Regions from separate parts of the Homo sapiens genome. Here region 2 is linked to region 1. Evidence: chromatin loops called from intact Hi-C (ENCODE). Cell type or tissue: adrenal gland. All regions are shown on one strand. Links, peaks and the distances in the headings refer to the core of each region. The heading gives the core; the rest is flanking DNA. Region 1 has its middle 13 kb from the start of MYOC. Region 2 has its middle 18 kb from the start of METTL13.

Region 1 (12,916 bases), core at 2,956-10,955:
ATTTTTAGTAGAGACGGGGTTTCATCGTGTTAGCCAGGATGGTCTCGATCTCCTGACCTCGTGATCCACCTGCCTCAGCCTCCCAAAGTGCTGGGATTACAGGCGTGAGCCACCGCGCCAGGCCTCTTGACTCTATTTTGTTAGGATTTGATATAGGTGACTCCATTTTGGTACTGACAATTTTCCCAGTAACTATATATATAGCCGATCATATAGCTGAAATACAGCCTTCTAATGCCATCTAATTTCTAAATATTATGCTGTTGTAGGAAAGCCCTCAAGTATGAACTTTAGGCCGGGCGTGGTGGCTCACGCCTGTAATCCCAGCACTTTGGGAGGCCAAGGTGAGTGGATCACCTGAGGTCAGGAGTTTGAGACCAGCCTGACCAACATGGTGAAACCCTGTCTTTAGTAAAAATACAAAAATTAGCTGGGCGTGGTGACGTGCACCTATAATGCCAGCTACTTGGGAGGCTGAGGCAGGAGAATCATTTGAACCTGGGAGGCGGAGGTTGCAGTGAGCCAAGATTGTGCCACTGTACTCCAGCCTTGGTGGCAGAGCAAGACTCCCATCTAAAAAAAAAAAAAAAAAAAAATAGAATGAACTTTAGACCGGGCGTGGTGGCTCATGCCTGTGATCCTAGCACTCTGGGAGGTCAAGGCAGGCAGATCACCTGAAGTCAGGAGTTTGAGAGCAGCCTGGCCAACATGGCAAAACCCCAACTCTACTAAAAATACAAAAATTAGCCAGACATGGTGGCGGGTGCCTGTAATCCCAACTACTCAGGAGGCTGAGGCAGGAGAATCATTTGAACCCAGGAGGTGGAGGTTGCAGAGAGCCAAGATGGCACCACTGCACTCCAGCCTGGGCGACAGAATGAGACTCCGTCTCAAAAAAAAAAAAAAAAAATTTATGGAGGCTCTTCAGATATTTTTCTTTCACCCAATCTATTTACTAGCAACTTGAGGACTAGATTTGCCCAAACATATGCAGGACATCTGCCTTGGGCTTGCCCTGTGGTGTGGGATTATGTGTCCTATGCTGTACAGGACCAGAGTGGAAACCATGAGCAGCTGTGGGGAGACCCGGTGCTAGTGGAGTCTTGGGCCAACCTGAGGGCAGCTACAGACTCATTCTGAGTCTTTGTGAAGGCTGCTGGCAGTAATCTCCTTTAGGTGCAGCACAGAGCTTCTCCCACCTTACTTCCAAGGTACAGAGTTTCTTTAGGGAAATGTTTCAAGTTTCTTTAGAGAAATGGGAAAGAGTGTGACGGGGGAGGGGGCTTTAGTCCACTGTTGCATTACTATAAAGAAATGCCTGAGGCTGGATAATTTATAAAGAAAAGAGGTTTAATTGGCTCACAGTTCTGTAGGCTGCACAGGAAGCACAGCGCCAGCCTCTGCTTCTGGGGAGGCCTCAGGAGGCTTACACTCATGGCAGAAGGCAAAGAGGGAGCAGGAATCTCACATGGCAGGAGCAGGAGTGAGAGAGAGAGTGGGTTGGGGGGAGGTGCCACACACTTTAAATGACCAGATCATGTGAGAACTCACTATCCCTAAGAGCACCAAGCCATGAGGGATCCACACCCATGACCCAAACACCTCCTTGTGTAATATAGTAAGTATTCTCCAAAACCAAAACAGAAACTGGCCTTTCAAAAAAGGTCAAGTCCACTATTTTCCCTGTCTCTTAGGAGCTGCAGAGTCTCACTCATCATGGTTCTTGTTGACAAGAAAATCCATACTCTATAAAATATTTGAAGAGATTTATTCTGAGCCAAATGTGAGTACCATGACCCATGACACGGCCTCAAGAGGTCCTGAGAACATTTGCCCAAGGTAGTTGGGTAACAGATTGGTTTTATACATTTTAGGGAGATAGAAGACATCAATCTATACGTGTGAGGTACACACTGGGTTGGCTTTCAGGTCGTAGGTAGAGTTAAAAGATTTCCTGATTGGCAATTAGTTAAAAGAGTTAAGCTTTCCCTAAAGTTGAAGTCAGCAGAAAGAAATACTTGGGGTTAAGATAAGGGGGGTTGTGGAAGCCAAGGTTCTTGTTATAGATGAAGCCTCCAGGTAGCAGGCTTAAGAGATAATGGATAATAAATATCTCTTTTCAGACCTTAAATGGTGCCAGATTTAGTTAATCTCTTTGGGGTTGAGAGGGCCTGGAAGGGCAAATACCTAGTTACATTAATTGAGATTCTTTACAGATGCAAATAGTCATTTCAAAATATGGGAAAGAAACATATTTTGGGGTAAAATATTTTGATTTCCTTCTTTATTGGTCATGTGATGCTATACTAGAGTCAGGTTGGATTTTGGTATCTTATTGTTAAAGAAAGAGTTCATTTGGTCGGTCTTAAGATCTGTTTTAATGTTGGTCAATTGTGTCTAAATTCTAAAGGGAGGAGGGTATAATAAAGCATGTCTGACTCTCCTTCCTGTGGTCTGAACTAGTTTTTCAGGTTTCTTTGGAATCCGCGTGGTCCCATTCAGCCAGTTGTGGGGCTTAGAATTTTATTTTTGGTTTACAGAATGTTTCTCGGCATCAACTTCATTCTCCTCTTCACCAATATCTAGCTGCTGACTTCAGCTGTAGTCCCTGATGGCTGCCCCAGCCCTGAGCCTACCTCCCCGCATGTGACCTTTCAGCTCATTTCCTCTGTTAACTGACCCAGCCTCTGTGTTTCCCAAACCCCTTCTTAGAAGAGAGCTGATTGGCTGAGCTCCTTCTTTCAAGTGACCATACCAGCAGGAAGTTGTCCAGTAGGCAACTGAAGCACTGGCCTGGGACAGAAACTCAACTTTGATGCATGAAATTATGTTTTATGGAGGGGGATGAGGGCCTGTTTAGAGCAGAAAGATCTATGGGCAAAGAAGAATCCCTTAGAAGGAGATGTGGGTAGGCAAAGGATAATCAGCAATTGTAGTTCAGTGCCTAAAAGTAATCTGTTCCTCACTATGTTTAGTCGGTATGTTTCTTACCATGGAGGTAAAAAGTGTGGGACATTCAATAACATGCTTGGGCCTTCTGTGTGCCTGACACTGTGCTAGGCATGGAAAAGATATTTCCAAGGTCGTTGGTAAAGGTTGTGGGGTGAAAAGAGCTAAAGGGAAGATGGAGACAACTTCCTGATGACTTGGGCTTCGCTTCTCACTCACATATAGGAAAAATAATAGTGTACATGGTGACCATATAGCAATAGCATAGGTAAAATAGGCTTTTATGGGTTTTTTTTCTGGGATTCTCCTTACCATTTACACTTTTCTATGAGAAAATAGTTCTCATGGCTTGTGTCAAAAAAGAAAAATATACTTCTTTCTTAAATGCACTCAAAGACTATATTTGCAGGGGCCGATGGGAGAAGAAAAGATGAACAGTCGTTCCGTTTGGGCAGGTGTTAGAGCCTGGAGCCTTTATTGCCCAGGTCATGCGTGAATATACATTTTTTTCTTTTTCTTTTCTTTTTTTTTTTTTTTTGAGACAGACTTTCACTCGTGTTGCCCAGGCTGGAGTACAATGGTGCTATTTCGGCTCACTGCAACCTCTGCCTCCCAAGTTCAAGTGATTATCCTGCCTCAGCCTCCCAAGTAGCTGGGATTACAGGCATACACCACTATGTCTGGCTAGTTTTGTATTTTTAGTAGAGATAGGGTTTCTCCGGCTGGTTTTGAACCCCTGACCTCGGGTAATCCACCCACCTCGGCCTCCCAAAGTGCTGGGATTACAGGCATGAGCCACCATGTCCGGCCGTAAATTTTTTCAATTGATACATATTAAAAGCCTAACAGGTACTCCAGAGGGGTTCTGTAAAATATTTTGATGTTTACAATAGCTTCTCATACATTAAAAGTTTATAAATTACTGACCAAGCATAATCCACTTGCTATCTTTGGTATGGAATCAAGACTATTTTCAATCTATCATTATTTAAGTGGTCAGTACTCAGTGGAGGGGTAGTCAGAGGCTCAGAGAGTGCCATGTCGAAGAGTAATATGTTGGAAAGTGTCCCTAGCCAGAAATGTGGACTGGTTTTGGGAGTGTGAAGACATACAAGCAAAACCTTTTGGCTTTTGGAAAAGTTCACAAATAGATAAAATATTGCTTTACCTTATTGAATAGTCTTTTGTTCCTAAAACATATGTTCACATGTGAAGACACATATAATATCCATCATTCTTTCAACCACCCAACTATATGGTTCATATTTTTCTCCACGTTACTGTTAAGGAAATTCAGTTTCTCCATCTCAAAGAAAAATGTTGGTAACTATAGGAGCTGGGTATGAACCCAACTTTTTCCCAGGGCCTGGGATCTCTGAGCAATTGGTTACTTCTTCTGATTTGACTGAAGTTAAGTAAACTTACCAGTAGATAATACTTCATTGTGACACGTATTATTAAAGGGAGGGATTTCATGACTGGAACATTTTCATCTATTCATTTCCTTTCTGAGTTCTTTAATTCCACAGAGAACAGAAAATCTCTTCCCTGCAGATCAGTTAAATCCATGTAACAGATTTCAGTAAGCATGACTCAAAGGATTTTTAATTAAGAAAGCATTACAATATAATTTGTTTTTGAAGATGGAACTGTGATCTCCCACTAGCAAAATTAAATGATGAGAGACAGCCAAGGAGGCAAGCACACACACTCACTCAAAGTCAGCAATTTGGCTTTACGTGAGAACAGTGTGTCCTTTAAAAAATCCAGTTCGGGTAGGTTAGATCCAATTCTCAGGGCAGGGGAGGGGATCATCTCAACAGAAAGAGCTATCTTCTCTGTGGCTCTTTGGCCTACGTAAAAGTGAAATAACATCCGATGTGGAAAATCAGGAGATGTCTTCATGTCAGTGGCCCCTGAGCATCCTCCTGGGAACTGTGTGCATTGCAGATTATCTGTGGTTATAGTTCTGGTCCAGCTAGCTCCCTACCGAGCTCCTCGTCTCCCAGAATCTAGCCAGCCTGTGCTCAGGAAATTCAGAATAATTTTTGCTATTAGCACCAGCAAGACTGAATTGAAAAGGTAAATCTGCTAAAAACAAAAACAAACAAATAAACGAAGAACATAATGTGATCCAAGTTAAATATAACTTTGGATTAAATTTTTAAAAATAGTTTATATGCTTTTCTCTCACTGCAGCATTTAGTGTTGATTCCACACTCTTTCAGGAATCTTGCTTCCCTCTTGTTGTGGCAACACTGTCATTCCTGGGTTTCCAGTCACTCCTCTGATTGCTCGTCCTCTGTCTTAGCTGACTTCTTTTCTTCTTTCTAATCCACATCTGTGGGTGCCCTAGTGCTCTTTCTACAGATCCCTCCTTTTCTCACAATGTATGCAATTTCTTGAGAGCTCATCTGTGGTATACAGCCTCCAAGTTGGCTCTCAGAGATCCCACACCCTGGCACTCACACTCTTCTGTGAGTCTCTTCCCACATCACACCAGGGTTGGTCTGTATTACCAATGGCATTGGCAGAAGTGACAGCTTGCCACTTCTGGGATTAGATTAAAAGACTGTGGCTTCCTTCTTGGGCTGCGCAGGCTTTTCTCCCTATGATGGATCACTGACTGGAGGGGAAGCCACATTGTAAACAGCCCATGGAAAGGCCCTCCTGATAAGGAACCAAGGCCTCCTGCCAACATTAGCATGAGTGGGCTCGGAAGTGGCCCCTGCAGCCCAGGTACCTTGACTGTAACCTCATGAGAGACCCTGGGCCACAACCACCCAGCTATGCTGCTGCAGGACTCCTGGCCTATAGACATTGTGAGGTAGTGAATGCTTGTTGTTTTAATCTGCTAAGTTTGGGGTGTAATCTGTTATATAGGAATAGATAAAACACATCACCTATTCTCATGTCATCCACTACAACCTCCAAATTTAATTTTCTGGCTTTGGATTCTTCACTTGCATTCCAATTCAGGATTCAACACCGTCTGAATGTCCTGCTCAACACAAAGCCAGTATCTTCTTCTCAGATCATCTCCCATCCCCAACGGCTCTATTTACATCCTTTCCAAACCTACTTCTCCTCTCAGGTACCCTACCTCCTTTAATGGCATTATCTTACCCCTGGTCATAGAGCCAGTGTCGTTGACTTGCCTCTCCTTTGCCCTCATGTATAAGCAGCTGCTGAGTTTGGATGTTTTTGCCTTCAGAATGTCTCCCAGCATTTCCTACCTCAAGCACATTTCTCCCCCAGCCTCCCAGAGGCTCTCCTCAGTTCTGCTCTCTGCTGCCAGGCTAATCTTCTCCATGCCCTGCTTTCCCTCTCAGTTGTCTGCTTAAAAAACCCAATAGGGTGGATCCCTATTGTTTAGAGAATGGAATCCTAACCCTGGTTCATTGAAAGGCATCTGGCCTCAAAGTCAGAAGACCTAGCTGTGAGTCACAGCTCTGCCACTTGGGTAAGCTGGAGAACCTTAATCTATTTACCCTTTCTGAATCTCATTTTTTTCTGTCTGTGAGAGGGGTCATAATCACCTCACTGTTTACCACATAGGGTTGTTAGAGGGTTCAAATGAGAGAATGAATGCAAAATCACTACTCCAATTGCTACTTGAGGCACTTATCACCATCACCACCTCCACCCCCACCATATAATTAGAAGCCTGGAAAGGTAATAAGATTCCCTGAAACAATAGCCTTGACTCCAAACAAGCCCATCTTCCTCATGCTGCTCTCCAGCTTCTCACTTTCCTCCCACTTCTGGTGCCTACTTACTCTTCAGAGTTCAGCTCAGTCTTTTTTCAATGCATCCAAAGTTATTTTATTTTTTTTGAGACTGAGTCTTGCTCTGTTGCCAAGGCTGGAGTGCAGTGGCACGATCTCTGCTCACTACAACCTCTGCCTCCCAGGTTCAAGTGATTCTCCTGCCTCAGCCTCCCAAGTAGCTGGGACTACAGGCATGTGCCAGCACACCTGGCTAATTTTTGTATTTTTAATAGAGGTGGGTTTTTACCATGTTGGCCAGGCTGGTCTTGAACTCCCGACCTCAGGTGATCTGCCCCGCCTTGCCCTCCCAAACTGCTGGGAGACCCTGGGCATAAGCCACCACGCCCGGCCCAAAGTTGTTTTTTTAATGACTTATTTTTTTGAGTGAAGTCAAAGGCTTCAACACACACTCTGTCTTTGTTCTTAAAGACGGTGGCAGACACCTCTCAACTTGCTCTTGAATCATTTTTCATGCATCAGTCTTTTCACCTCAACAGGATTGCAAGTTGCAATGAACTTTATATTTTGGGTGATAATTATTTCTTACCGTGCCTTTCATTGCGCTGTGTACTTTATGTGCATTATGCGTTTTAACCTCACTGCAGTCCTGCAAGGCAGATGTTTTTATCTCTAGCTTATTGGTGAGAAAGCTGAGTTTCAGAGATGACAAGAAATTTGCCCAAGGTCACACACCTAGAAAGTTGCGGAGCCAAGATTTAAACAGATGACACCCTGGCTCATGACCTCATGCGCCTCTTCTATGCCACATGCTTTCCTTGCTCCTGCACCTTGGTCAGGTGTATATTACAGACTCCTTAGTCATTGACATTGGCTATGTGTATGTGGCCAAAGCCAAAATGGAGGATATGACCAGAGAAAAATAAATCAAAGGAGAAAAAATAAAAGGTAATATCTAAGGGATATTATTTATTTTAGATGGAAAAAACTTAAGGTGTTTATATGCTAGAGGGAAAGAGCCAACAGAGCAGAAGAGGTGCAAGTTATGATGCTAATAATAGCTGACATTTATTAGGCACATCCCTGTGCCAGGAGCCATGCTGAGCACTTTACCAGGATTACTTCACTAATCTTTCATAACACTCTTATAAAGTAGGTACTATTATTATCATAATATTTTACAGATGAGAAAGTGAGCTTTATCCAAGCTCATGCAATGGGTGGTAATTTAAAAATGGGGCGTCTGAACTGCTGTGCCTAGCAATGAAGAGGTAGACGCCTTTCTGGTGTGGAAGCCAGGCTTCTGTGTGACCAGCACCCAGTAAATACAACACCCAAGTGCTTTATTGACATTAATTAATGATGTTTATAGTATCCTTTCGGGTAAGTCTGTATACATCCCCTTTTTAAAAGTAAGAAAACCAAGATTCAGGGGCTAGTTACTTGCTCCAAGTCTTTTTCATGTTTAACATGAATTATAATATATGTGGGGGTCTGTATCCTGAAAACATTATCAACCTTTGTTTCTAACACTTCTCATCTAGTGAATTGGAATGAGAATTCCTAGCTCAGGAAAATGATGCACTTGGAAGCAGTCACTTGGGATATTTGACTCTTCTGAAGAGGCTTGACTTTACTCTTGTGGATCTGGCAACTGTACCTTTGCTTCCGACAGTGTAACGTTTAGTCCCACTTTATGATAAAGGTATGGTACCGTTTTACAACACATCTCACTGAATAAGACAACTAATTTGCTTCCGACAGTGTAACGCTTACTCCCACTTTAATGATAAAGGCATGGTACCGTTTTACAAAACATCTCACTGAATAAGACAACTAAATTTTTGTATTTTTTAAAACTATTATGACCGAATATTCTGGTTTAATTATATGCATTTAAAAAATAATCACTCAGTATTATACAATTGAAAATAATGTTGAAAGAGTATAGGAAATGTAATATAAGCTAGATGAATGAGAAGCTTGGAGAGAAAAAACAGATCACAAGTAGAAAGACAGCATTTTTAAAAAATTATTATTTTTTTTAAATTTATAGAGATGGAGTTTCACTCTGTTGCCTAGGCTGGTCTCAAATTCCTGGGCTCAAGTGACCTTCCTGCCTCAGCCTCCCAAAGTGCTGGGATTATAGGTGTGAGCCACTGTGCCCAGCCAGTCAGCATGCTATTAATTTTATATTTAGTTGATCAGCAATGTACATGTTGGTTCCCATTTTATAAAGCACTGTCCTCTATATACTTCATTTGCCTTCACAACAATTGGTATATTAGCTGGAAATGCTTTCATCTACAAGTAACAGAAAACCTGATTTAAACAGATGGAGGTTGTTTTCCTCATTCAAAAGAGGCCTGGAGGTGGCATTCTGGGACTGGTGTGGGAGGACCAACAGTGTCTTCAAGGATCCAGGCCTCTTAGACCTTCCACGTCACCACTCTTACCACGTTAGCCACTTACCCTCATGAATGTCACCTCATGGTTGCAGGACAGCTGCTCCAGATGTTACACTTGTGTTCACGACTGGAAGAAGGAGGAAGGGAAGGAGCAGGCACCAGGACATCTTTGCTTTTATTAGAAGGCAAAAGCTTTCCCAACAGACTTTCTTTTTTTAATATTTTTTTTTAGAGACAGGGCTTCACTCTGTCACCCAGGCTGGTGTGGAGTGGTGTGATCATAGCTCACTGCAGCCTCGGACTCCTGAGCTCAAGTGATCCTCCCGCCTCAGCCTCCTGAGTATCTGGGACTTTAGAAACATGCCACCATGCCCAGCTAAATTTAAAAAAATTTTTTTGTAGAGATGGGGTCTTGCTATATTGCCAAGGCTGGTCTCAAACTACTGGGTTCACGCAATCCTACTGCCTTGGCTTCCCAAAGTGCTGGGACTACAGGCGTGAGCCACCACACCTGGCCCTCTCAACAGACCTTTCATTGGCCAGAACTGTGTTACCTGGCCATCCTTACTTTAAAGGAGAATGATAAAGCAGTTATTCAGCATTTACAGCCTGTCTGTAGTGGAGATAGGCAAGAGAGAAGCTCACATATTTACAGATGAGACAGCTAGTGTGCTTTCTCATTACTCAGCACAAACCCAAGTCCTAGGATTCCCGCACCTGTGTTATTTCACTATACTACTCAGCCTCTCTAAATTCTGCCACAGGAAAGTATATGTCAAAAGGAGGACAACTCTCAAAAATATATAGTAATGGGGGCCGGGGGCAGTGGTTCATGCGCCTGTAGTTCCAGCTACATGGGAGGCTGAGGCAGGAGGATCGTTTGAGCCCAGGAGTTCAAGTTTGATGCTGCAGTGAGCTATGATCCGGCCACTGCACTCTAACTTGGGTTACAAATTAAGACCCTGTCTCTGAAAAAAAAAAAAAAAAGTATAGCAATGGGATACATTCTATTAAGAAATGGATCACTTTTTAAATTAATAATTTTATATTAATGTATGATATCTCTATTGTTGTTTAACAAAAATAATGATTCCATTTTTATAGATTAACACCTAAGCTTTAAAGAGATTGATTGAAGCATTATTATTGCAAAACACTGCAGGGAAACCCACAGGTGTTTGTTTGTTTGTTTGTTTGTTTGTTTGTTTGAGACAGAGTCTCACTCTGTCGCCTAGGCTGGAGTGCAGTGGTGGGATCATGGCTCATTGCAGCCTCGACATCCTGAGCTCAAGTGATCCTCCCACTTTAGCATCCCAAGTAGTTGGGACTACAGGTGTGTGCCACCATACCTGGCTGATTTTGTTTTTTAAAGTTTTAGTAGGGACAAGGTCTCTCTCTGTTGCCCAAGCTGGTCTTGAACTCCTGAGCTCAAGCAATTCTTCCGCCTTTGCTTCCCAAAGTGCTGGGATTACAGATGTGACCCACTGAACCTAGCAACCCACAGTTTTCAACAACAGGGTATTGGTTGAAGAAACTGTAGCATACCCATATCCTATGAAATAAATAGACGTAAAATTTCAGAATAATATTGTTATTTACAATATTTTGTTAAATGAAATAAGTAAATTATAAAACTAGATATGCAATGCCACCCTACACTTTTAAATATATATTATCTATATAAAAGCTAGATATAAATATAGCAAAATGTTCATAGTGATTATATTTAGATAATGAGAATATATGATATTTTGGCTTCCATCTTTGTATTTTTTGTAATATAATTTTTAGGAGTCAGGTTTATTGAAGGGTTATTTACATGTAGTAAAATTCACCCGTTTTAGGTGTATGTGTTTTGACTAATATGTACAATAATGTATCCACTACCGTAATCAAAATACAGAATATTTCCTTTGTCCCTAAAAGTTCCTTTGTGCCTTTTTGTAGCCAATTCCTTCTCCCTAGTCACCGGCCCTTGGCAACCACTGATCTTATTTTAGTCTTGACAGTTTTGCCTTTTCTGGAATGTCATATAAATAAAAACATATAGACTGTAGCCTTTTGTTTTTGGCTTATATCAGTTGGCATGAGTGCTTTTGAGAGTCAGCCATGTTGTTGTATTTACAAGTAGTTCGTTTCTTTGTATTAATGAGCCGTATTTCACAGCATGGATGTACCATAATATGTTATCCTTATCCTTTCATGGGTTAGTGGACATTGGGTTGTCTTCAATTTTGGACTACTTACATCAGCTTGCTAGTGCTGCCATAACTAAGTACCACAAACTGGGTAGCTTAAACAACAGAAATATACTGTCCAACAGTTCCAAAGGCTACAAATCCAAAATCAAGGTTCCAGCAAGGTTTGTTCCCTTTTTTTTTTTTTTTTGTAGAATCTTTTTTATTCAGAAAAAATAAAACAATCCTCCCAAAAAAGTTTTACAACCACACAGAGGAGGGGTATGGGTAGGGGAAGGTGTCTGGCCATCAGCCCTGTACCCCAGCCCATGTGGTTTTGGCAGCAATAAGGGGTGTGGGGTAATGGCCCCCAAAATAAAATGGTGTATGGGGAGGGAAGGGATACAAAGCTGTGGGGAGCGGTGAAGGGCAAGGGACAGACGAGGTCAGTACTGGGAACGCCGAAGGTGGGAGGCCATTTCATAACATTTCTTGTTGATCAAACCACCGTGGACACCTTCTTTGCCCATCAGCAGGACTAGCGTCTTGTCAGTCTTGGTGACAGTGACATTGAAGGTGGGGGCTCCACCGGTACTCTTGGTATACGAAGATCCATGCAAAATTCCCCATCCTGCAGCAGTGAGTCCCGGATCACCGAACATTTCTGGCCCCCAAGTGTCAGCCCATTCACAAAAAAACTTGACCTGTCTTTGCCAGCCAGGACACCAACCTCAGCTGGCGCGATGTTGGCGAAGGTTTTCCCGGGGACGGCGGCCCAGATGGAGGGCGAGTCCTTGTAGCCCACGATGGCCACGTCCTGACAGGTCCCGTCCGCCATAAGGTTGTCGATGTCGGTGTCCACCCGGCCATGGTCATGATGTTGTCAATGTAGGCGTCCACCCGGCCATGGCGCTGCTGCTGGGGCAGCGGGCTGGGCTCGGGCTGCCTGGGCTGGCGGGCGGTGGGAAGCGGAGAGCTCGGGGCACGCGCTGCCGTCTGGACCGTGGCTCTGCTCGCTGTGCAGCAGCCTTGTACCACTACCTGTTTGTTCCTTCTGAGGGTCATGAGGGAAGGATCTCTTCCCGTTCTGTCTCTTTGGCTATCTTTATGTTTACATAGCATGCTCCCTGTATCTGCGCCTGTGTTCACATTTCTCCTTTTAAAAAGACTCCAGTTGCCGAGCTCAGTGGCTCACGCCTGTAATCCCAGCACTTTGGGAGGCCGAGATGGGCGGATTATGAGGTCAGGAGATCGAGCCCATCCTGGCTAACGCGGTGAAATCCCGTCTCTACTAAAAATACAAAAAATTAGCCGAGCGTGGTGGCGGGCGCCTGTAGTCCCAGCTACTCGGGAGGCTGAGGCAGGGGAATGGCGTGAACCCGGGAGGCGGAGCTTGCAGTGAGCCGAGATGGCACCACTGCACTCCAGGCTGGGGGACAGAGCGAGACTCCATCTCAAAAAAAAAAAAAAAAAAAAAAGACTCCGGTCATACTGGATTAAAGTCCCACTCTACTCCAATATGGTTTCATGTTAATTAATTATATCCGTAACCACCCTATTTCCAAATAAGGTCACATTCTGAGGTACTGGGGTTAGGACTTCAACATATTAATTGGGGGACAGGGGGCAATTCAACCCATAACAAATAGTAAAG
Region 2 (12,916 bases), core at 3,233-11,232, 99 kb after region 1:
CTGGGCTGTAGGACCTAGGATATTGGATCATGCTGAAGGAAAGCATTCATCGGAGAAGGGGAGCATGTCTAGGCAAAACTGGCCTCCAGCTGAGTGGGAGACTCCTAAAGGTAGCAGGTATCATTGAGGAGATACCAATATCCTGTTCATAGCACCATTTGAAGGTGAAACTACTGAATTCTAGAAGATAAAATTTTGTTTCTTGAGCCAGTTACCAAAAAGGCAAAGAAAACCCTTCTGTAGTATGACTGTTTTTCCTTATTGGAAGCCCATTTAGATAACTTGGAAGTTGCACTTGATGAAAAAGTGTTTGAATTTAATTTGACACAGCATAGGGAGCCAATTTTAGAAAGACTATTATATCTTAATTACATATAGTGTTCCTTTTATGAATTTCACAAATTTTCTCATGATTTACACAGACCATCTATGATGTGCCCAGACTTTCTGACTTGTCCTAAACATCCCTCATTCTTAAACAAGCAGTCATTTTACTTTAGGACAAGAATTTATGGTACAAAATCCTTTCTCGTGCAAAATCTTCATAACCTTCATTACCAAAAATACCTCTTTACCTTTATAACTTTCTTTATGTTTCTCTTATTTCCTGGTTCCTTTTATCTTGTTTTATATATAACCATTATCCTTTGAATTAGACAAAAGTCATTTTCCTTTTTTTAGGAGTTTATGGTTTATACTATGTGTTGCTGTGTGAGTTCTGTGGAAGGGAAGCAAATGAGGAGGTTATTTATATATTGTAGAAGTTGTTCCATCAAGAGATTACTCAGTTAGCTTTCTTGCTAGGGCATGTCTGAATAAGTATGGGCTATTTTAAACCCCTGAGATAAGACTATCTAGGTTGAAGTTATTTGTTAAAGATTTAGGTAGCTTTCCCAGGAGAAATGGGGCTACTAGAAGGAAAGGTGAATTCAGAGGCTGGGCAAATATTAAGCAGGCACACATCTTGGAAAGTATGTTTTTGCCCCAAAGGAGTGTGGGGTATTTAGATATTACCAGGGCATGGAGGGAAAATGGTAACTGATCCCTTACATAGTATAAAGGGGTGTGACTTTTTCTTTTGGAGGGAGAGGGTGCCGCTTGTTCCCATTACCCAACAGGATTTGGAGGAGAGTTGTTTAGAGAAGGAGATTAGTACAGAGTCACTATAAGTCATTTAGCCAAAATGATAAGTCCAAAATTTTTAAAAGGCAAAAATCTTTACTCGCTGATAGAGGGGAGACTTAGCTTTCAAAACAGGCTGCAATAAAGACAGCATGAGGACAACTGAATCTGTCTCCTTTTTCTTCCCTCCTTTTTCTGTCATTCATTTAAAAGGAAAACAAAATTCTTTCATTTTTGTTTATATTACATGAAAATCTTGTCTAAAAGAGAAAGCCAAATTGCATCTTTGTACTAGTTTTCTATTAATGTTAAATCCAATTCTTAGCAAAACCTTATAAACAAATCTGTCCAATCTTTATTAGCTTGACCATAGGGTAAGATTTCCATAAACCTCTTATAACCCTTTATCGTTTTCTGTTAAACAGCAGATTAATTATCTAAGAAAACTATTATCTGGACACACGGGCCCAGATTCTGGACCTGCATTAGTGTGCTTTTATTTCAATTTTCAACCTATGGGAAAACTGAATAATTCCCTTCAAATCTTAGCCAGCTTTTTTATACCCACAGACCTTTTTACAAGATCAGCCCTCCACAACTTACTATCTAACTTGCTTAAACCTTCAGTTTTATTCCATTACTCCTGTAGGTTAGGCCAATCCTTAAAACCTCTGAGCAAGACAAAATTACATTCCCTTTAACAAAAGCCATATTTCCATGCCTTCTTTTTTTTTTTTTTTTTTTTTGATGGAGTCGCTCTCTGTCGCCCAGGCTGGAATGCAGCGGCGCAATCTCGGCTCACTGCAAGCTCTGCCTTCAGGCTTCACGCCATTCTCCTGCCTCAGCCTCCCAAGTAGCTGGGACTACAGGCGCCTGCCACCACGCCTGGCTAATTTTTTGTATTTTTAGTAGAGACGGGGTTTCGCCATGTTAACCAGAATGGTCTAGATCTCCTGACCTCGTGATCCACCCACCTCGGCATCCCAAAGTGCTGGGATTACAGGTGTGAGCCACCATGCCCGGCCTATTTCCATGCCTCCTTATAACCTCCCACCAAAAACATATTCTACTTTCCTTCTATACTTTTCATGTAAACTGTTTCTCCAGCAGTCTCAAGTACATGTTACAATGTTAACTCTCAGCAACTTTTATTTTTGGTGAAAAACCTGATGAGTAATTTTTTTTTTTTTTTTTTTGAGACGGAGTCTAGCTCTGTCATCCAGGCTGGAGTGCGATGGCACAATCTCGGCTCACTGCAACCTCCACCTCCTTGGTCCAAGCAATTCTCCTGCCTAGGCCCCCAAAGTAGCTGGGATTACAGGTGCCCGCCACCACGCCCAGTTAATTTTTGTATTTTTAGTAGAGACAGGGTTTCACTGTGTTAACCAGGCTGGTCTCAAACTCCTAACCTCGTGATCCCCCTACCTCAGCCTCCCAAAGTGCTGGGATTACAAGCATGAGCCACGGTGCCTGGCCCTCATGAGTAATTTTAACCATGTATAAGATTGCAGAACTCAGGACAAGCTGCAGATAATGTCTGACTCTTTCCAGACTAGCCAGGGGACCAGGCTAACACCATATGTCCCCAGGCCTTACCTAGAATCTAATGGCTATAAAACAAACAAGTCAATTATTAAAAGTCATAGAAGCAGTTTATGGCCTTAAAGCATCTGACAAACAGTATCTGACTGCCTAATTTAGTTTAAGTGTGTGAACTTTGAAGACATCTTTTATTTACCTTACCAATAATCTTTAAACTGGCTTTTTAAAAGAGTCGTATTAGAGTCACGTGACCTAAAAGGCATTAAATTTTTATTTTTCTGACAATATGTTTAAGTGCTTATTTTTCTTTAAGCCAATTAGAATTCTTTTATATAAACACATAAAAATACACAGACAGAAATGGAGAATTAAGACAAAATTCTATCAACTGAGAAGTTTTTAGAGCAAAAGCAGGGGCTTTAAAAACCAATATCTGTACACATGCAGACCAAATATAAGCTTTAAGTTGATTTCTAACTATTACCAGATTTCAGTCAGGACAAATGGCTAGTATTTCTGGCTTTTGAATCTTTTACTAAAGGTAATTTATAACATGATATTAGTAAGCCTTAACTAAGAAGAAGCCTTTTTTTTTTTTTTTTTTGAGACGGAGTGTCGCTCTGTCGCCCAGGCTGGAGTGCAGTGGCGCTATCTGGGCTCACTGCAACCTCCGCCTCCCAGGTTCACGCCATTCTCCTGCCTTAGCCTCCCCAGCAGCTGGGACTACAGGCGCCCGCCACCGCGCCCGGCTAAATTTTTTTGTATTTTTAGTAGAGACGGGGTTTCATCGTGGTCTCGATCTCCTGACCTCTTGATCCGCCCGCCTCGGCCTCCCAAAGTGCTGGGATTACAGGCGTGAGCCACCGCGCCCGGCGCAGAAGAAGACTTAAACACAGACACATGAGCTGTCTCCAAAGAGACGGTCAGTGATTTACAAGATCTAGAATTGCCCCAAAGGTAATTCAGAGAAAAGAAAATTTCAAGACAGGAAATCAGAAGCTGTTCATGGAGGGGAAAAGAATCAATAAAGGGCAAAAATACCACAAGTATTAAACCACAAAGGACTCACATTGAAAGACAAGAATTGAACGCATTGTGAGAGGGCAAAGCCTTAGCCACTTATCTACAGCACAAGGTGACTGCTGTTTTTTCCAGAAGGAGTTTAAAGCATTTTCAAGCTTGCAAAGGATTTTAACTGCTCAAGATAACTTTCTGAGACTAGCCATGTTGTTGTTATGCATCCTTCTTTTAATTTAACCTTTTTCTTTTATTGGTCTACCCAGTTCCAATAGTGACCCAATCTAAAAGGCTGTTAACATCCAGATAGTAATTTTCCAGGTTTTTACCATATAAGCAAAAGGTTATTTCCAGAAAGGGGTAGAGGAGGTGTCTCCATGACAGACAGCTTTTGAACTCAAAAGGGAAATTTATAATTTTACTTGCTGCCTCCAGAGTTGCCCTTGGCTTTGTTTTATTGATAATGATGTTTGATTTGGAAGCCAGCTGGAGCAGAGACCCCTACCCCAGCAGAAGGCCATCAGGGGTGTCTGATGGGATTCTGTCCTGGGGGCCCTTCAGCCCTTAGGGCAGTCCCATTTCCAGTGGCCAAGCTTGTGGCCGAGGGGGCAAACTGTGTAAGGCTTTTCCCCATTTGTCCCATTGGGACAGTTTGCCTTTCAGTGGCCTGGCCTTCTGCACTGATGGCAGTTACCTGGAGGATATTCTGAGGGCAACCCAGACTGGGCTGGGGGCTCATAAAGCAGCCAGCAGTTGAGCCTGCCTTTTCTCCTTGTGTTTTCTGTGTTTTTCTTTCCCGTTAGCCCTGTCCTTTTTATTCTGCTCTCAGTTATAAAAGACTGAGGAGGCTAATTTGAGAATTTCCTGCAAAGGGGCCATGCTGTTAATATATGACACAAGAAAATTAGATGTGCCCTATTTTTTCTGCACCTCTGAGCTTACTGTCTGTCTGGCTTTTTTAAGTTTTAATTTCCAGGACTTGAACTCGCTGCCATGTCCACTAAAGAAGGAAAGATCTTCGTGGGAGGGCTCAACATTAACACCGACGAGCAGGTGCTGGAAGACGACTTCAGCAGCTTCGGGCCTGTCTCTGAGGTGGTCATTGTCAAGGAGACTCAGTGGTCCAGGGGTTTTGGTTTCATCACCATCACCAACCCAGACGCCATGAGAGCCATGAACAGAGAGTCCCTGGATGGTCACCAGATCCGCGTGGATCATGCAGGCAAGTCTGCTGGGGAACCAGAGGAGGTGACTTTGGGGCCCATGGGCGTGGTCACAGCTACTCTAGAGGTGGTGGGAACCAGGACTATGGGAGTGGCAGGTATGACAGTTGACCTGGAGGGTATAGATATGGATATGGACAGTCCAGAGACTATAATGTCAGAAGCCAGGGTAGTTATGACTGCTACTCAGAAGGAAATTACAGAAGCAATTATGACAACTGAAATGTGACATGTGCACATAATATACACAAGGAATAGCTCTTCTGATCCAGGATTGTCCTTCCAAATGGCTGTATTTATAAAGGTTTTTGGAGCTGTACTGAAACATCTTATTTTATAGTATATCAACCTCTTGTTTTTAAATTGAGCTCCCAAGGTAGCTAGTTAAAGATCTTTTAGACAGCTCCATCTTTGTTTAAAATTTTTTCTCCTATTTAAAGACAAATTATGGAACATTTGTAGGGTCGGAGTATTTTTCTTTTTGCCAGTTTTTTAGTTTGAGCTGTCAGGATTATTGGATCTAGCAATAATTGGTTCTGACATTTGACCAGACTGGTTTTTGAAAATTAGTGTGTATCCAGGGACATTTAAAAAACCTGTACACAGTGTTTATTGTGGTTAGGAAGCAATTTCCAAATATACCTAGAAGAAATCTGCATCAAGAACATGATTATCTAGGGGTTTTCTCTAATTCAGATAACCAAACTGATTATATAGAAGAGCCGCTTTAAAATGTTTGCAAATGTCTTTTTGTAATACTGGAAGAAAAAATATTGTTTTGTCTCATATAGTGCTTAGGATGTCCTTCACAGAGCTTATTAAAAAGTTGAAACCAGAAAAAAAAATTAGGTGTTTCTTTTTGAGAGTCTGAGAGTTAAATTTGTCTTAATGTTTTAGGATGTAGCCCAGAGGTGAGTCTGAATAAATAGATGGGGTTTGTCCATGTTGGAACTGGAAAACAATGAGCCACTGGAGGGTAATGTCTGCTGGGGACACGAACCACACTTTCTTTAGGGGCATCCTGCTGAGGAAAAGGGTTCCACTTACATTGCAGAGGGATACAAGTACACTTTCTAAAGGGGCATCCCACCCCCATTAGAAAGGACCTTTCAGCGCTGGCACCTTATGCTGGGTGATCAGCCCAGGCATGAGGAAAAAGGGTAAAGAGAGAAAGACAGCCTGCTGCCAGCCCTGGAGAAGGAACAGGAATGGGGACACTCACTGCTCTGAGGCCACTTGAGATCACCTGATTTGGGAACATCCAGAGCAGGATGTCTGGCTGTCTTCATGGGAGAATTTAGAATTTAGAGTGAGAAAGAGGGAGTCTGAGTTCCCCAAAACATGTGTGCCAATTGTGCCACACAAAGGGATTGGGGACTTTTAACCAGAAAGGATAGGAGAGGGTCTTCCTCCCTTCTGGGTAAGGCAGCCAAAGTCTTTCACCCTCTGGCCTTCAGGCTACACCAAGGTGTGGGCCTGGCCAGTTGTGATCAATTGCCAGAGGGATGCTAGAGTTTGTCTGCTGGAAGGCAGGAAAGGAAAGCAAACTCTGAACTCTTACCTGATCAGGCAGTGGTGGTCAGACATCTTTTCACAGGGACTTTCTGGTCTGCCGAGGAGTGGCCCCGGCTGGGGACCTTCAGCTGTCTCGGTGCTTGGATGCTGTCACCAAGAGGTCAGAGTTGGAGGACAGGAAAGGGAGTGAGTAGGGGAAGAGGTCCCCGAACAGTCCCTGTACGGGCCACCAAAACATCACAGGTGTGACTATCTGGGGCTGGGCTGGTGTCGCAGGTGGTAAAGGAATTTACCAAGATAGTTGTAGGTAAAGAAAGGCAGATTTATTAGAGAAAATATGAAAATACATTGCAAGATTGCAACAGGTAGCACAGCAGAGAAGGGCTGTCTGCAAAAAGGCAGGGGCTGGAGGGAAGTTTTATAGGGTTGTGCTAGAGGGGGCTGCACATAGAGGTCATCTCTCAGAACAGTTGTTCATTGTTCTTCCCCACCTGGGGCCCTTCCCCACCCGAGGCCCCTTCCTCATTGTTGCTTACTTATCAGGACTCCACAACATTTTCATATTCTTGAGGCAAGATTCTGTCCATGAAGAGAGGAAAGGATAAAGAAAATGCAGTATATATACATAATGGAATGCTCTTCAGCCTTAAAAATTCATGAAATCATGTCATTACAGCAACATGTATGGACGAGGTAGGAAAAATGCCCCAGAGAATCCACACCAAAGTTTCCTCCTCAGCATCTGCGCCCACAGACAGGAGCTGTTTCTTCCCCGGGATGTTGCCCCAGGTCCTCCTGAAGCTGCCATGGTGCTCCCTCAGGAGGGTCCTGAAGGAACTGGAGCTCTTCTCCTCCTCACAGGCTGAATAGTATTTCTTTGTGTATAAGTACTACATTTTCTTTATCCATTCATCTGTTGATGGACACTTAGGTTGCTTCTATACGCTGTTGTGAATAATGCTGCTTGTGAATAATGCTGCAATAAACATGGGAGCACAGATGTCTCTTGCACATACTGATTTCATTTCATTTGGATATATACCCAGTAGTGGATTTGTGGCAACATGGATGAACCTGGAGGACACTATGCTAAGTGGAATAAGCCAGATACAGAAAGACAAACATGATTTCAATCATGTATGGAATCTAAAAAAGTTTATCTCACAGAAGTAGAGAATAGAATAGTGGTTACCAGAGGCTGAGGAGGGGAAAGGGAATGGGGGCATAGGAAGCAATTAGTCAAAAAGTACAAAGTGACAGTTAGAAGGAGTAAGTTCTGGTGTTCTAGTCACAGTAGGGTGACCATGGTTAACAATATTGTATATTTCAAAAAAGCTAGAAGAGAGAATTTTGAATGTTCTCACCACAAAGAAATGATAAATGTGGCCGGGCGCGGCGGCTCACGGCTGTAATCCCAGCCCTTTGGGAGGCTAAAGTGGGCAGATCACTTGAGGTCAGGAGTTCAAGACCAGCCTGGCCAACATGGTGAAACCCCATCTCTACTAAAAATACAAAAATTAGTAGTGGTGGTGGGCACCTGTAATCCCAGCTACTTGGGAGGCTGAGGCATGATCATCACATGAACCTGGAGGCAGCAGTTGCAGTGAGCTGAGATGGGGCCACTGCACTCCAGCATGGGCAACAGAGTGACACTCCATCTCAAAAAAAAAGAAAAAGAGAAAAGAAAGAAAGAAATGATAAATGAGGTGATGGGTATGCTAATATCCTGATTTGATTTGTTGATTTTTACACAACGTATACATTTATCGAAACATCACACTGTGCCCCATAAATATGTAAAATTATTATGTGTCAATTAAAAACATTTTAAAATGTCTGCCCTTTATTTTTTAAATTATATATAATACATATATATATAAAGCTATAACATATATATATTTCAACACCTTTTGGGATACAAGTGGTTTTCTGTTATATGGATGAATTATATAGTGGTGAAATCTGAGGTTTTAGTGCACCTGTCACCAGAGTAGTATACATTGTACTCAATACGTAGTTTTTTTATTCCTCACTCCCCTTCCACTTTCCCTGCTTTTGAGTCTCCGATGTCCATTATACCACTCTGTAGGCCTTTGCGTACCCATAGCTTAGTTCCCACTTATAAGTGAGAATATACTGCCCTTTTCTTTACATGTACTTTCTTTGGAGAGATTGTTGGAATTCTCAGAGCAAGAGAATCCTCAGCTTCAGTTATCATCTCTATGAAGAGGAATCTAAGAAAGAGTGTATGTAAGGAAAAAGGCAAAAGCTAGAGGAATGTCTGTATTTAGCAGTGGGAAGATGAAGAGCAGTCAATGGGAAATGGTCAGAGTGGTAGAGAGAAAAACAATGAAGATAAGGCAGTATAAAAGAAGATGAAGAAAGAGTAGTCATTGCATCAAAAACTTCAGAGAAACCGGGAAGGGTGAGAACAAAGACTAGAAAAAGCTATTAGATTTGTTGACTCACATGCTTTTATTTTTCTTCACGAAGTATTTCAGTAACATTATGGAAGCAAAAGCCATATTATAAAAGTTTATTTGTTAGTGAAATTACAGATTACAGATTCCTTTTCCAAGAAATTTAATTGTAAGGGAAAAGACACAGTACATTGCAGCTTGAAGTGGTACTGGGGGCAGGTACCATCAGAAATACATCAGAAATAACCAACTTATATTTACTAATGGAGAAGAAGAGGCCACTGGGAGAGTAGGATTGAAAATGCAAATTGAGGAAGAAATAATGGTGGGGTGATACCCTGCAAATGTGGGACAATCAGTGTTTGAGACTATAGGAGATGAGTTCTAGCAAGATGATTAGAGGATCCTTTCTTGGGGAAAAGAGGGAAGGAAGTAAAAGAGATTTTGAAAATAGAGAAGTTAAGAAAACTCCTAAGGTAGCTTCAAAATATTCAGTAAAAAAGGCAAGCAAGGCCGGGCATGGTGGCTCACGCCTGTAATCCCAGCACTTTGGGAGGCTAAGGAGGGTGGGTCACCTGAGTTCAAGAGTTCCAGGCCAGCCTGGCCAACATGGCAAAACCCCGTCTCTACTAAAAATATAAAATTAGCTGGGTGTGGTGGCAGGCGCCTGTAATCCCAGCTACTCAGGAGGCTGAGGCAGGAGAATTGCTTGAACCAGGGAGGCAGAGATTGCAGTGAGCCAAGATTGCACCATTGCACTCCAGCCTGGGAGACAGAGCAAGACTCCATCTGAAAAAAAAAAAAAAAAAAAAAAAAAAGGCAAGCAAGGTCAAGAGTCAAAGGAGCAGTGTTGAAGTTGGGAGCTTTAAGAAAAAGGAGTTTTGAAACAGTTATCTTAGCAGATAAATATGCATGGTAAATGGTAAACAAGCGGCTGAGCAGCTATGAAGATCCAGGCTAGAACAGTGATTTTTAACTACTCCTTTAAATCAAGGACTGTCTTAGACCGTTTTTTGTCCTGTATGATACTTTGTATCGAACAAGCACACACTAAATATTGTTGAATTGATGCTAATTTTTTAAAGTTTGCTTTTGAATGAGAGGAAAAGACAAGAGAAAAAAAGAAAACAAGGAAAGTGAAAGCAGGAGAGTGTTTCAGCTTTCCCAGGGCATGGGAATCTCAGAAGCACTTTGCTTGTTTAATGACCTTTACCAAGTCACCTTTTCAATACTGGCTTCATTTCCCAGGCAAAACAGGGGAAATAATCTCTGCCTCCTTATTGTCTTCCAAGAATATCATAAGCTCTTAGTAAAATAATATTTGCATACTCTTGGTTGCCTTATAGACAAGAAAATATTTAGTTTCCTCATTTTTATAGATTTGCTTCTCTTCTCTAGGCTGTTTATTATTATAGATTGGTTAGCAAAAGTTTGGCCTGTTGACATTGATTTCTAGACAATAGAAGGGGAAATAAGAATATGAGCAATGAAAATTTGTGACAAAAATAAAACAGAAAAATGAAAGGAGAGGATGTTTGTTACTTTCAACCTACCAGTCAATATCATTGTCTTTAAATATCTCTTGGAATTTCATGCAATTATTCTACCTCATCAGTACACTTGAAGTTGCATTTTAATTTCATGATCAATTTCCAGGAGACAGTTTCTCTTTGTATTTTACTCATAAAGTATAAATAAGCAAAATGATTCTTTTTAAAAGTTAACCAAACAATAGCTTTCTAAATATCATCCATGGCTTGCCAAGTCACCTGTCCAAGTTTCCCTATGCTGAGGTAGATCACATGTGTATTTTTGATCATTAATAAGAAGCCACCCCTTTTCTCCTCAGCCAAGGCTAGAGGCCAAGATCAGCCCTCAGGGATCATCATCAGGACTGCCATGAGCTGAGCTGCCTTGTTTTCCTGCCGCAAACATGTGAAAAGAAAGAAAAAAGAAATAATAATAATAATAATAATAATAATAACAATAATAAGGCAGTTTTCCTTCTGGCTCTGGGTTTGTTGTTATTTTGTGTAAGACCAATCCCTCCCCACTTTTAAAGGGAATTATTTAACCAAAAAACTCCCTAGCATCTTTTCTGTGACTCTGAATTCATAATATTGGTTATAATGTATGCTTTAATGTTAGGCAGGTCCAAGTCTGAAGTATCGATTATAAAATTAACTGTAGGAAATCTGGCCGCAGCCCCAGTGATAGTCACTGTATTAGTTTGTTCTCACATTGCTATGAGGAACTACCTGAGACTGGGTAATTTATAAATAAAAGAAGTTTAATTGACTCATGGTTCCACAGGCTGTACAGAAAGCATGGCCGGGAGGCCTCAGGAAACTTACAATAATGGCACAAGGGCAAAGGGGAAGCAAACATGTCTTCAGGAGGAAAAGAGTGAAGCAGGGAGTGCCACACACTTTTAAACCATCGGATCTTGTGAGAACTCACTGCCATGAGAATAGCAAGAGGAAAATCTGCTCTCAAGATCCAGTCACCTCCCACCAGGTCCCTCCCCCAACACTGGGAATTACAGTTCAACATGGGATTTGGAAGGGACACAGAGCCAAACGGTATCAGCCACCCTTATGCAATAATTTTAAAGGAAGCTTTTTGGCAATTGCTGTGCCATCATTTTTTCCCTAATCCTTTATAAATAGAGCAATAGCTAATTGTCCAACTATTTTTTAAAATGTCATGATAGAAAATTTTAAAATGTACTTGGGTTTAGAATCATTTTGACATTTTTTCTGTGGGGGGCGGGGAGACTGGATCTTACTCCATACCCAGGTTGGAGTACAGTGGCGTGATCATGGCTCACTGCAGCCTTGGACCCCTGGGCTCAAGGCATCCTCTCATCTCAGCCTCCTGAGCAGCTGGGACCACAGGCATGTGCTTCTTGAAGAATTGCTCTTGACAAAGAACTTTGTTTTGGTACCTACTAACTGCAATGTAGTACTAGGAGGATACTCTTGAATATACATGTCAGAGTTTACATTTTTAAAGTTTTCTTTTTTAAAATGGGTGCACAAGTTTTTTGAGTCTGCATTAGATTTCAGGGTTCCGGCCTGACACAGGGTTCCAGAGATGCAGCTGAAACATGTGCTGAGTCAGCGTCAGCATCCATGTGCATAACGACATTTCCCCATCTGCTCTGTGGTTGCTGTTGCCATATGCCCTTGATTTTCCTGGCTCCTCTTAATTTCAGTTATTGTAAATTTTTTTGGTTCCATAACTTATGTTAAAAATAGATTCTAATTCTCTGGTGAATTTCTATATCTTTTTGTCTATTTTCTTGAACATTTTAGTCAGTCCTTGTTTGCTAATCTAATACACTGATTACCTGTGGGTTACTTTCTATTGTCTATTTTTTCTCGGCTTTTGATCATATGACTCTGTCTTTTAGCATAATAAGTTTGGATATTTCTTCAGTATTAAATACTGAGTATAAAATATTGAGTATAAAATAATTCAGCATTAGTTTGAGTATTCAGCATTGCAGTTTCCCTTTATTAGAGTTGAGAATGTTTTTATGTTCTCAATTTTTACTCTTTTATAAGCAGAGGAGATTCTACATCCTCTGCTGACATTCATTTGAAGCATTAAAACAAAATCCATGAAAAGTTGGTCTCAGTCATAGTTATGCTTCACTGAGTTAAAACGACATCACAAATCACAGAGGCTCCATTATATTTCCTTGCCTTAGGTGCTATAGTCACAAGTGGTATATGAGTAGTTATTTAGAAGGAATGGAATGATGTCAGCAAAATACCTTAAACAGATACATTTCAGACTTTCTTCACATGGTGAAAAATTGAAGAGAAACAACAAGTCTTTTGCTCACAAGATTTTTAAAAAAACATAGTTTCCCTAAGAACCAAACTGGCCTTTCTAATTTATTCTTTACATGATTACAGAGTCAAGGTAGAACACAAAGTATGAGAATATAAATTCTTATGATCATGAGGAATCATTCATGGATCTTCTATTGTGTGAGAGGAATTGTGTAATGTGATGGGTCCTCAGATATCTTGTTGTTTTTTTTGTTGTTTTGAAATGGAGTCTTGT

What was found. Hi-C counts contacts between places; a loop is a spot of excess contacts. Peaks named below come from ENCODE experiments on the same cell type or tissue, not always from the same donor. Only the 100,000 strongest peaks of a DNase experiment are listed, where the experiment ranks them.
Region 2: a loop joins it to region 1, with 2.1 times the contacts of the local background. A loop is called at or near these places in 1 of 110 quality-filtered maps.

The regions. Positions count from the first base shown.
Region 1 is chr1:171,658,807-171,671,722 of GRCh38, forward strand. It overlaps the pseudogene PFN1P1. Among named protein-coding and RNA genes, the nearest start is that of MYOC, 13 kb to the left of the region's middle. In adrenal gland, for the core only: no CTCF peak of the experiment used is centred there; no DNase peak of the experiment used is centred there; H3K27ac peaks cover 882 bases.
Region 2 is chr1:171,757,400-171,770,315 of GRCh38, forward strand. It overlaps the pseudogene LOC391136 and the pseudogene LOC124900454. Among named protein-coding and RNA genes, the nearest start is that of METTL13, 18 kb to the right of the region's middle. In adrenal gland, for the core only: no CTCF peak of the experiment used is centred there; no DNase peak of the experiment used is centred there.